2 separate regions of the Homo sapiens genome follow, and region 1 is linked to region 2. The links are chromatin contacts, found by Hi-C or POLR2A ChIA-PET in ENCODE. All regions are on one chromosome and are shown on one strand. The core of a region is the stretch at or near the end of the contact, and the rest is flanking DNA. Distances in the headings are between cores, read along the strand shown. Region 1 has its middle 160 kb from the start of LINC02344. Region 2 has its middle 120 kb from the start of LINC02344.

The links. Hi-C counts contacts between places; a loop is a spot of excess contacts on that map. ChIA-PET counts read pairs that join two places held with the same protein, here RNA polymerase II (POLR2A). Pooled maps may share reads with other maps.
Region 1: a map of posterior cingulate gyrus shows a loop between it and region 2 (18-fold over the local background). The contact joins two enhancer-like sites. A Hi-C loop is called at or near these places in 4 of 168 maps with a recorded cell type or tissue (Calu3, astrocyte of the cerebellum, endothelial cell of hepatic sinusoid and 1 more) and 1 of 50 pooled maps. POLR2A ChIA-PET finds 5 or more read pairs at or near these places in 2 of 52 experiments (H1 and activated T-cell).

The regions. Positions count from the first base shown.
Region 1 is chr13:33,489,494-33,495,230 of GRCh38, reverse strand. It overlaps a transcript of STARD13 not described here. Among named protein-coding and RNA genes, the nearest start is that of LINC02344, 160 kb to the right of the region's middle. RefSeq lists an enhancer at 5,171-5,737. Within about 2 kb of position 4,435, at least 6 of the 41 ENCODE cell types and tissues checked have a DNase peak (open chromatin) inside an H3K27ac peak, as active enhancers do.
Region 2 is chr13:33,450,985-33,457,245 of GRCh38, reverse strand. It overlaps a transcript of STARD13 not described here. Among named protein-coding and RNA genes, the nearest start is that of LINC02344, 120 kb to the right of the region's middle. Within about 2 kb of position 4,179, at least 5 of the 41 ENCODE cell types and tissues checked have a DNase peak (open chromatin) inside an H3K27ac peak, as active enhancers do.

The DNA.
Region 1 (5,737 bases), core at 3,186-5,685, 38 kb before region 2:
TAATTGACAGGTACAATCACAAGAATGGATGAAATTGGGAAGTAAATTGGTTTCTGATATTATTCTCATGTGTTGTGTATTTTCTGAAGTATTTTTATGGTGTACATGTAGGAGCTAGAAGTATCTGGCATTACTATACTTGACAGACAAGCTCAAAGTGAGGCCCAGAGCTAGCGGAAGTGTAGGCAGGAAATGGAGTCACTGAGTCATGTCATGGGAATGCATGGTTAGTGAGCATTGATAACATTCAGACAGACTGCACTGTTGATTTTGGAAGACTTGTCGTGGGAACCCTAAGTAGAGTCTTTTGGGGGCGCATTTGTTTTTATGTTTTCTACTGTGTGTAAGTGGTCTGGACTAGTTATTTCTTTTTTTGGTGCAGCAGCAAAGAAAACCGTGACATTGTGACCTCTATAGAGTGTATCATATAATCTCTCTGGCAATTGTCCTAAGTGGCCAACTGGTCATTCTCATTGTGCTAGCTATAGTGAAATAAAAAAAAAAAGTACTGCTTTTTTGGTCAAAAAGCTATTTTCCTGAAGCCTCCATCCAGTTGCATCTGGACTATAATCTTAACAGTCAATCCTGTTGACCACTGTTCTATCTTCAGCAATCTTCTCACTGGTAGTAGACAACGACCAAATGCAGTGTGTCAAAAATAAGCCGGGAAAGCCCATGCAGAAAGGTGGGGGAGGTAGAGCAGGAGAGCCTTAAACTCTGATTGTTCTGATTATAATTCCTTTTCACGCCCATTTCGTCTTGCAAGTGGTGGTTTATTCATTCGAATCAACAAATATTTATGGGAAGCATGCTAAATGCAAGGTACTGCATTTAGGGGCTGAGGACACAATAATAAAATCACGGCTCTCCTGGAATTTAGACTAGTCAGGTGAGGAAACAATAAACAAAGTAAGTAAAATGTGTAGTGTGCTTATTAATGGCAATAAGTGCCCCGGGTGGGGGTGGAGTTGAAATAACATCAGAAAGGGGATACTGGGTGGCCGGAGTGAAGGTTTGCAGTTCTAAAGTGGTTGTTTGGTGAATGTTGCACTGAGAAGGTGGCATTCAAGTCAAATGGGAAGGAAGCATCTGCTCTGCTTCTACACTAGACCTGGAGTTCAGAAAGAATTGGAGCGCTTTCTGTCCCAGTTTCAAAGGAAACTTGGAAGTGAGCAGCTAACTCTGGGTAATCAGGTATCTTGATGAACACAGGGTTCCCAAAGTGGTTTTGCCTTTTTGGGTTTACTACTCTGTCTGATGAGAAACCCGCACCAAGTCGTTTACGGTCTCATCAGAAATGTCATTAACCTGGCACCAACCTGTGGATTTTTTTCATAGCTGTGTTCCACTCAGACCTACCTTTGACCTTGGGTGCAGCCAACAACTGGCCACTTTCTGTGAATGTACAAGTTTAAGTGTGGGGCTGAAGAGTTAGTTAGAGGCTGAGTAAATCCTAGATTTGAATTTTCTTAACTTCAATATTTGTCTTCTTTTGGATATGCATTGTTTTATACAGTTGATCCAGAAAATAGCTACTTTTTAAAAAACTAATAAACTTTAATTTTTAGAGCAATTTTATGTTTACAGAAAAATTAAGCAGAAAGTACAGCATTCCCAAATACTGCGCACCCCCACAGTTTTCTCTCTTATTAACATCTTTCTTTAGGTGTTAATATTCTGTATTATTTATTACTTATTACTAATACTCCCTATTATTTAGATGTTAGTATGCCCTATTATCTGCATTTGCTATGATTGACGAATCAGTATGATACATTATTATGAAGTAAAGCCATTGTTTACATTAGTGTTCACTGTGTTGCATAGTTCTACCGGTTTGGACAAATGCGTAAGCAGCTTTACTGATCACGTGAGATCACTTCTGTGTTCATTCTGGGACTTTGGAGGGGTTGGGATAGTTGAGTGTGATAAATCAGGCCCCAGACAAGATCCCTGAATCTAAAGTAGGGGTTGTGTGAGTGTCTGAGCCTTGGTTCCGCAAGGAGGCTCTGTTGTGATAATGGGTTTATGGTTCCTAAAAGTCAGGTGATCATGGCAAACTTTTTAGCTGTTCCACCCCTAATCACACACATTGCTGATTCCCTCTGGAAAATTTAACCTGCTTGGAAGTCCGTACATCTCCCAGCACCACAGAACCTTGTTCGACAGAAGGAGGATACTTCAGAAAATCTATGCAGTAAGAGATGCCTGTTCTTTTGTTGTGTCATATTTGAAGCAGTTGAATAGTCAAAAGTGCACTTAGCATTTGAGTGACTTTGGCAGTTTAACCTCCATGAAACTCAGCTTTCTCGTTAAAAAGAGACATAATTGTTACTGGAAAGGGGTCCTGATCCAGACCCCAAGAGAGAGTTCCTGGATCTCGCACAAGAAAGAATTCAGGGTGAGTCCAGAGTAAAGTGAAAGCAAGCTTATTAGGAAAGCGAAGAAATAAAAGAATGGCTAGTCCATAGACAGAGCAGCCCCAAGGGCTGCTGGTTGCCCATTTTTATGGTTATTTCTTGATTATATGCTAAACAAGGGGTGGATTATTCATACTTCCCCTTTTTAGATCATATAGAGTCACTTCCTGACGTTGTCATGGCATCTGTAAAATGTCATGGCCCTGATGGAAGTGTAGCAGTGAGGATGACCAGAGATGACTCTTATTGCCATCTTGGTTTTGGTAGGTTTTGTTTGGCTTCTTTACTGCAACCTGTTTTATCAGCAAAGTCTTTATGACCTATATCTTGTGCTGACTTCCTATCTCATTCTGTGACTTAGAATGCCTTAACCATCTGGGAATTCAACCCAGTAGGTTTCAACCTCATTTTATCCAGCCCCTATTCAAGATGGAGTTGCTCTGGTTCACACGCCTCTGACATAATACTTAACTCAGAATCAATGAAATAAGCTCTGGGAAGTACCTAGATCTGGTAGACATTCAGTAAATGATAACTGTATTATTACAATATCTGTCAGGCCTCTGAGCCCAAGCTAAGCCATCATATCCCCTGTGACCTGCACATATACATCCAGATGGCCTGAAGTAACTGAAGAATCACAAAGGAAGTGAAAATGGCCTGTTCCTGCCTTAACTGATGACATTACCTTGTGAAATTCCTTCTCCTGCCTCATCCTGGCTCAAAAGCTCCCTTACTGAGCACCTTGTGACCCCCACCCCTGCCCGCCAAAGAACAACCCCCTTTGACTAATTTTCCTTTACCTACCCAAATCCTATAAAACGGCCCCACCCCTGTCTCCCTTCCTGACTCTCTTTTCGGACTCAGCCCGCCTGCACCCAGGTGATTAAAAAGCTTTATTGCTCACATAAAGCCTGTTTGGTGGTCTCTTCACATGGACGCGAGTGAAAACATTCAATTGTCATCATTTCACTACCAGAGGTTCTTGCATTTAGGTTCCTCAGAAGAATCCTCTGGGACAACAGGTTTCAAACCTTATTCCTCAGAACTCTACAGCTCCTCATCACATTGTGTGAGGTTTAATGGAGAAACAGATTAGGCTGGACTCTAGATTTCCATTTTATTATTTATCTCTAAGGTTGTAATGTGCAAATAAAGTTTATAAACCATTTTTTTATGAGAAGTGGTTTTAGACAGAGATCCTTGATTGTATTTTATAAAGTCTACAACAGAGTGAGGCTAAGTTCTTGTACTTTCTTTTCAACCCCCAAGGTCTCACAGATCACTGATGAAATGTACCATATAGACTCTTAGGAATTTTTGCTAAATCCTTTCATTGGATTTTAAAAAGAAAAAAACAAAGAAATGAACAAAACAATAATCTTGAAATTTTCCAGATTAGAACACGTTCTCTCCTAATACATGATTTGGGATTTCTTTTCTTAAGGGACTGCTCTGATCTTAGACAATCAAATCATCAATGTTTTCAATTTTATATTAATGTCTCCTAAGCTAACTCAGCCCTCACATTCATTTATTCAAAAATATTTGTTGAGTGTCTACTGTGGTGCCACGTACCAGAAATACCATGGAGAAATGTTTTCCGTTTTCTACCTGGCATTTTTCCAAGGTCTGTTATCCTTTCAACAGTTCAGTTCAGCACAGAACTTGCATTTTAATTTTCATTACAAACAGCCTGCCCATCTACCACTGGCACATTCTCTAGCATGTCATAAGCAAGTCACATGGCCACATAGTATTGAAACGGGAGACTTCCCTGACTCCCTTTACAGGATATGAGACAGGGGTATGGCTCCCTTGTTCGGTTGCCCACTGCTCAGACCCCTTGTGAGAGGAGGAGCATGCAGATGGGCAGGTGCAGAGGCCAGGGCGAGCACTTTGGGCTCTGGCCCCATGGTAATGTCTAATGGTGGGTGCCTGCAACCTCAGTGTTACAAAGCTCTTTCAGCTTGGCCACCCGCAGACGGCTTGAGTGTTAATCAGCTCAGTGGACCTTCTGCCTTTTCGCAAGGGCAGAGGGCCAGTGTGACAGCTTCCTGTATCCCGAGCTCTTGTCCAGTGTCCCGGAAAAATTGGGTCACACACGGACTGGAAGGATGAATGTGAGGTTTTATTGAGTGGTAGAGGTGGCTTTCAGTGTGGTGGATGGGAAGCTGGAAGGGCGGGGGCTGGGGGATGGAGTGGGAAGGTATCTTCCCCTGGAGTTGGGCCACCCAGCGGCCGGAGGCAAAACTCCTCTTGCACCACCCCCAGCCAAACTCCTCTCAGCATCCAGATGCCCCTACTCTTCTTTCTCTCTGCCGCGTTGTTCCACTGTCGGTCTGCTTGCCTCCTGTGTCCTCACCTGCTGGTCTGCTCTGGAGCTTGGGATTTGGGGTTTATGTGGGTGCAGGATAGGGGATGTGGCGGACCAAAGAGGAGCGCGAAAACAGGAATATTTGTTCTCATTTAGGGCCATGAGTATCCAGGCTTGAGGGTGGGGCCTTTGCCGGGGAACTGCCTTCTTCTACCCAGTATTTCCCTGTCTCCTGTCCATATCAGTATAGTACATACCTACTAGCATCCTTCAATTTGCTATTTCAAATTAATTCCCCAGCGCAAAATAAGCATGTGGAATTCCTTAAAACACATAAAAAAACAAATTTTTGAAATCAGGTTGTAAACTATTGTCATTAATTCCATTTATAATTGTATCAGATAAAATTCTGTTAGTGGTTATTTAAACTTATGTGAAAGTTTAAAAAAAATTTACTTAATGAGTAATATTATTACTTTATGTCACAACCATTGCTTGCTTAACATACAGTTTTTCCTTAAGCTCAAGGTTATCGATCCATTTGATTTTTTTCCTTTCAGCAATGTTCCAATTTTGAAAATGATCTCAAAAATGATTTCTACCCCTTTTAGAAGAAAGAATACAATGGGTTACATTTCTGGTCTGGTAATTCTCTGAGAGTCTTCATGCAAATAATGAGAACTTGCAAAATGGGCAGAGATAAAGAAAAGAAAACTTGAAGTGATTAGCCCCATGGTGCGTCGCTGTTTCTTGAGCTTTTCAAATGCAAGCCACCATTGTTCAGATTAATAAAATTAGCACATTCCATTTTGGCCGTAGAAGCTGGATAAGTAAATTACTTCATACTTTCCATTAAACTCTAATTTAAACACTTTGAAAAGAAAGTATAAAAGGAAATTTTAATAGGTACATTGTTTTCAGATGTCTATATCCTGTTTTTTATTAGTTGATTGGACTTGACCCACATAAAAGTAACATTTAATTTCTCTAAGTCATGTAT
Region 2 (6,261 bases), core at 2,930-5,429:
ATTACTGACTGAATTACCTTTGTGTTCTGATTGTTGATTGCTTCTTCAGGAAAGCCAATTTTCTGTATGTTGGATTTTCTTCTTCCATATCTATCCTCCTTGCCACAGTCATTTGACATCCTGCTTGCTAAGGAATAACATGAGCCTAAAACTTGGGTGGAAATGCACTGGGGAAATTTGTTTTCTTGTCACAAACACTCTGTCACCAAATCTTTTAGTTCCTTTGCCCTGGGGGCAAGTCTTCTCTCACTTTTGGACATCATTGGCAAATTTCTTTGGTGGAGAGCCAGATAGTAAATGTTTTAGGCTTTGAGAACCTTACAGTTTCTGCTTCAACTACTCAACTGTGTCATTGTAGCCTGTTACAAATGGAATTGTTTCCCTCATCTTAGTCCATTCTCACAATTCTGGAGGCTGGGAAGTCCAAGATCAAGGTACAGCAAATTCAGTGCCTGCTTTCTGGTTCATAGATGGCACCTTGTCCCTGTATTCCCACATAGTGGAAGGGACAAGGTAGCTTTCTGGTGTGTCTTTTACAAAGGCACCGATCCCATTCATAAGGGCTGTGCCATATGGACTGATGTCCTTAGAAAAAGAGAAGGACACAGGAATGAAAACTTACAAGGAGAAAAGGCCATGTGAGGACACAGCAAAAAGGTGGTCATCTGCCAGCCAAGGAAAGAGGCCTGAGGAGAAAACAACACTGCTGATACCTTGGACTTCCTAGCCTCCAGAAATGTAAGAAAATTAATTTCTGGCCAGGTGTGGTGGCTCACACCTGTAATCCCAGCACTTTGGGAGGCTGAGGGGGGCAGATCTCTTGAGGCCAGGAGTTCGAGACCAGCCTGGCCAACATGGTGAAACTCCATCTCTACTAAAAATACAAAAATTAGCTGGGCATGGTGGCTCACGCCTGTAATCCTAGCTACTTGGGAGGCTGAGGCAGGAGAATTGCTTGAACCCGGGAGACAGAGGTTGCAGTAAGCCGAGATCATGCCATTGCTATCCAGCCTGGACAACAGAGTGAGACTCCATCTCAAAGAAAGAAAAGAAAAGAAAAGAAAATTCTGTCGTTTAAGCCACCCAGTCTGTGATATTTGTATGGCAGCCCTAGCACACTGATACATATATAGCTTGAAAGCAGCCATAGACAATATATAAACAAATGCTCATGGCTGTGTTCCAATAAAACTTTATTCATGGACATTGAAATTTGGATATCATATGACTTTCTTGTCATGAAATATTATTCGTTGTTATTTATTTATTTATGTATTTATTTATTTAATTTATTTATTTTGTTGAGACGGAGTCTTGCTCTGTCTCCAGGCTGGAGTGCCGTGGTGCGATCTTGGCTCACTGCAACCTCTGCCTCCCAGGTTCAAGTGATTCCCCTGCCTCAGCCTCCCGAGTAGCTGGGACTACAGATGCACGCCACCATGCCCGGCTAATTTTTGTTGTTGTTGTTGTTGTTTTTTTAGTAGAGACGGAGTTTTTCCATGTTGACCACAATGATCTCAATCTGACCTTGTGATCCACCCACCTCAGCCTCCCACAGTACTGGGATTACAGGCGTGAGCCACCGTGCCTGGCCGCTTTTTATTTTTTTTTAACTATTTAAAATGTAAAAATCATTCCCAGCTCACAACAGAACAAAAATAAGCAATGAGCCAGATTTAGCTGGCAGGCTCTTGTTGTAACTCTTGTTCTAGAAGGCAGTTTGATTCAAACTAAAGCCCGGTAAATCACAAGGCTTTGTCTCAAGATCTGATACTTGATTATTCCCTTCTGTCCTTCAGCCTGGCTTCACTTCTGGGTGTAAAAGGTAATATGGGGCATCAGCCTGTCTTAGCCCCACCTCCCCTGACTTCCTTTTGTGTTAGAGAACTATACATAAGGGGACTCCCTGCCTCTCTCAAATTCTCTTAGTACTGGTTTTCCTGGTCAAAGGATAATGGATAGACTTTCCACTATCGTGACACTTACTTTTGGAGATGGTTGCATCCTGTTCAGAGTCTGAGGCTTGTGTCTGCTCTCAGCATCCTCCTGTTGGCAGACCTTTCCACCATAAATGGCTTCTGTGTGTCACAGTCTGTGGTTTAGGCTTATGGCCATATTCTGGTTTTATTGTTGTTGGAGACTTTTTCCCTCCTGTTTTCCATTATGTTCCTGGGCTTTAAGCAACTGGGGTGAATTAAAAGTTCCTTTACTTACATATCTTTGAACAAAAGCCAGCCAAATCCTTCTGGACAGTTGGGAATATGTCTTTTATTCTCTGCCTTCCCAGAGTGTAGGCCAGGGCCTGGTGCAGAGTAAGTATCTACTGAGTCACCAATCTTCTCAATTTTCCTTATTAAACATTTCCTTGCCTCTTCTACTCTCACACATGCTGCCATCATCTCTTCTCTGAATGTCTGCAACAGCTTCCACACTGGCCTCCTCTAATCTGGCCTTGCTCCCCTTCATTCGTTTTCTACTTTTAGCAAAATGATCTGATTATATCACAAATCTAAGCATGCCACTCTCTTGCATAGAACTTTTCAACAGGAGCTCTATATTCTTAGGATAAGCTCTAGAGCCAACCACATAATAGTCATTCAATAAATATCTGTTAAATGAAAGATTATAGGGAATCAGAAGCCTCAGGTCGTAAGAAAGAGCTCAGACAGGCCACTGAGTTATCGTATCTCCTTTGGCAATTTATTAAATCTTTTTTTGCCTCAATTTTTCTGTCTATAAGTAACTGCCTATGGTGATAAAGCAAAACTAAAATAGTGGATGAATATGTTAGTTCATGTCTTCCAAGAGTAGATACGAAGATAGGATTAGATGTGCAAGAGATTTCTTAGGGAAGGTAGAAAGGAAAGTTGGGAAGAGCCTCCAGACTGCAATGGATGCCTGACACTCATGGAAGGAGGGAGAGAAGGAGGGTTTTCAGACCACAGTGCAGTTCCAAGAAAGCTTAGCCTGATCAGTGGAGATTCCCAGAGCCAAACCCACCTATAGGAAGTGTCCCACCTCTCACTGGAAACAGTCTGTATCAGTCCTCCTGCCAAGTTCATTCACTGGGCAGGAGCAGCCTGCAGGAAGTGTGTTCTTCACATCAGGAGGATGACGGATTGACAGAGGCAGAAGCACCCTGTAGCAAAATATCTGAACAGTGCATTCTCATAGCCTCCACAAGTAGAAAGCCCTTTGAGTTGTTAGGAGATGAGACATTAAGTAAACACACACACACAAAAATCATCTTTCCATTATTCAAGGACTGTCTGTTTAGCTTGTGGGTCTCACATCACGAACTATCAGTTTTACTTTTTAAGCCTTTTCTTTCTGCTATGTACCTTTTATCTCTTCACTACTCATCAGCACCTTTGTGCAGAAGTTGCAAGAATAGAGAAGCAACAACTCAGACCATTCTTTTCAAATGCTGAATTAGCAGGGCCCCAAATCCTCCCTGTTACACACTCTTTTTTAAAAACATTTTTCATGTTTGGAGAATGTTTTTATCTTCTTTTTAAAATGGTAGCATGCAGCAATGTGTTTTGTCTAAAAATGTTGTTAAACTATGTTTTGGTCAATAATAGTTTTAAAGGCCTAGACTTCCATTTACACAGATAAAAGAGTGGCTCTATGTTATTATTACTATCTCATATACTTCATCTCTTATTGGGATTTCCTTAAACAACTGGCTTTTCTGTGGCTTTCAAATTCAAAATGAAAAAGGATGCTAAAAAAGAAAAGCCAACATCACCAGTGTTTTCTCTATACTTGAAAGAAAACATGTTCTTAAGAGTCATTTTTATTTCTTAAAGCACTTAGGATTTATTCATGAAGTTACTTGAGCTGGTGCCAGAGAAAGGAATAGACCATCCAACATCTGACATTTTCCAGGGCGATGTGTCCAGAACTTGGTGACCCAGTTATTCTCTATTGGCGTATATTCAGCTGAACAAGCCAGGGACCAAGAGGCATGAGGCTTATGAAGCATAGCATGTTTTGTTGTTGTTTTTGTTTGTTTGGTTTTTAGCCAAAAACTACTCTTATAAAGAAAATGAAGCATTAAATAAAATGTGTCACTACAATCTTGTATAATCTTGAAAGCTGGCACTATTGAGCTATGAAAACAAGACTAAAGGCCAAGGCAAATATGCCTATGAAATACTCAAACCCAGTGGGATGTTGCCCAAGGAGGCCTGCCACATGGTAATACCCAACCCAAGCTCTTGATTTGGATTTCTTGCTATGCACACCTAAAAGTGAGGTGGCAGCTGTGATTACTGAAGGACAAAATTGGAATGTAATAGAATGACCCTTTCCCATAGTTTCTTTAATGTCAGGCAATATATTTTAAAGTTAGAAATGAAACTGAATATAATAGTTGAAGAAAAGACATTTTCATGTTGATATACATCGCTGTTCCAGGTTACTCATTTGTTTATTATGCATAGATTTAGCATATCAGGTGCCCAGTCTAGGCCTCCATGTTATGGATGAGAGATGGTACACAAGTTTTTAGCTTAATCTTTACATTTTTATGAGGTCTATATTACTACCTCCATTTTATATGTAAGGAATCTAAATTTCAGACAATGGAGAAGAGTTGCCTAAGCGCATATAACTAGTAAGAGTTGGATTCAAGACTCAAACCCAATGAATCTAATTCAGAAACTCAAGTCTTTCTAATATACAATAATGTCTTAAGGAAAATAGAGAAGGAGAAATATTAATTTCTAGTACTCACATTTGCATGAGGACAGAAGACAGGTTTGTGAAATAACTAGGGACTAGTTGGAGGCAGTATTTAAGCATGAAGCTCTAGTCTGAGTACTACAACAGTGCGGCAGAGGAAAACACTGTGTTGCCTCTCAGATGGAAAATAGGTTTCCCCTGACACCCACCCCCACAACTGCCCCCAGCTCCAGCTCCAGCCCTTCCTTATCTGGCCTTCATACCCCAGAGAACTGAGAGTTCCTCCCATGTGTGCCCCGCAACTATTGGCTGCCCACCATGGCCAGACTGTCATTATCCACACCCTCCTCATCTCCTTCTCCAGCAGACCTCGTGCCCCTGGGTCCATTCCAGAAATCCTGTTCCCTTGTATTTGCACCTGTGTTCTTGACTAGCTCCTTCTCCTTAGGCCCTGAACATACTGAGATCTCCTGATCTCCTCTAAATTACAAAAGCCCTTCATCAAGGTACCTCCTAAGGCCAGCATTTTTGCTTCCTTCAATCTTTCTGATTGAGTTTCTTGAAGTAAATTATTTCCCACTTATTCCTTAATTTATTTTATTCTAATTTCTGTCTTCTGGCTCTTGCCAAGGTCACTTCATAATTACCAACTTTTAGTGACTTCAGAGGTATCAATTTTCAGTCCTTTTCTATTAACCTATTCCTGCTGATTAAAGTCTTCCCTTTTTTGTTATATACCATATCACTTTCTTCTCTGGCTGCTCTTCTTCAATCTTACTTCAACTTCACAAATGCTATCATGCCAAGATTTTTGCCTTTACCTCTCTTATTCTCGGTATAACCACACTTTCCTTAAACAATCTCAGCGTCTTTTACAGCTAAAACATCATTGATATTCCACATTCCTGAGCTCCGGCTTCTCTATGCAGACCCAACTGAGTGTCTCATAGTCACTTCAAACTCAATGTGTATAAAAGTAAAACTCCTTTTCTCATGATCCAAACCCCTGTACACCTCCCCTGTTACTCCCTTTGTCAACATGAACCAGGTGCTCAGCCAAAACCTGAAAACCATCCAAGACACCCTTTCTGTATACATACTCTAGTCCGGGCCCTATGTTTCACCTAGTCATAGTTTATGGCAACAATCCCCTGACTTGTGTCCGATCTCTTCCTTTCCACCCCCAGTCCATCCCTCATGTTGCTTCTAGATTATAAAACTTACATTTTTAGAGTCCTCATCACCACAGAAATTGTTCTCAACTCATTAACATAGTAAAGTATTTTATTATCTAGCCCACGTCTGTCTCTTAAACCCTATCACTTTCCACTCTTTTCTATAACTGACATTTCAGGAATTCCAAAATACCTGCATTTCAGCCAGGCATGGGGGCTCATACCTATAATTTCAGCACTTTAGGAGATAGAGGTGGAAGGATTGCTTGAGCCCAGGAGTTCAAAACTGGCCTAGGCAACATAGTGAGACCCCATCTACAAAAAATAAAAAATTAGCCAGGCCTGGTGGCATGTGCCTGAGGTCTCAGCTACTCAGGAGGCAGAGGTGGAAGGATTC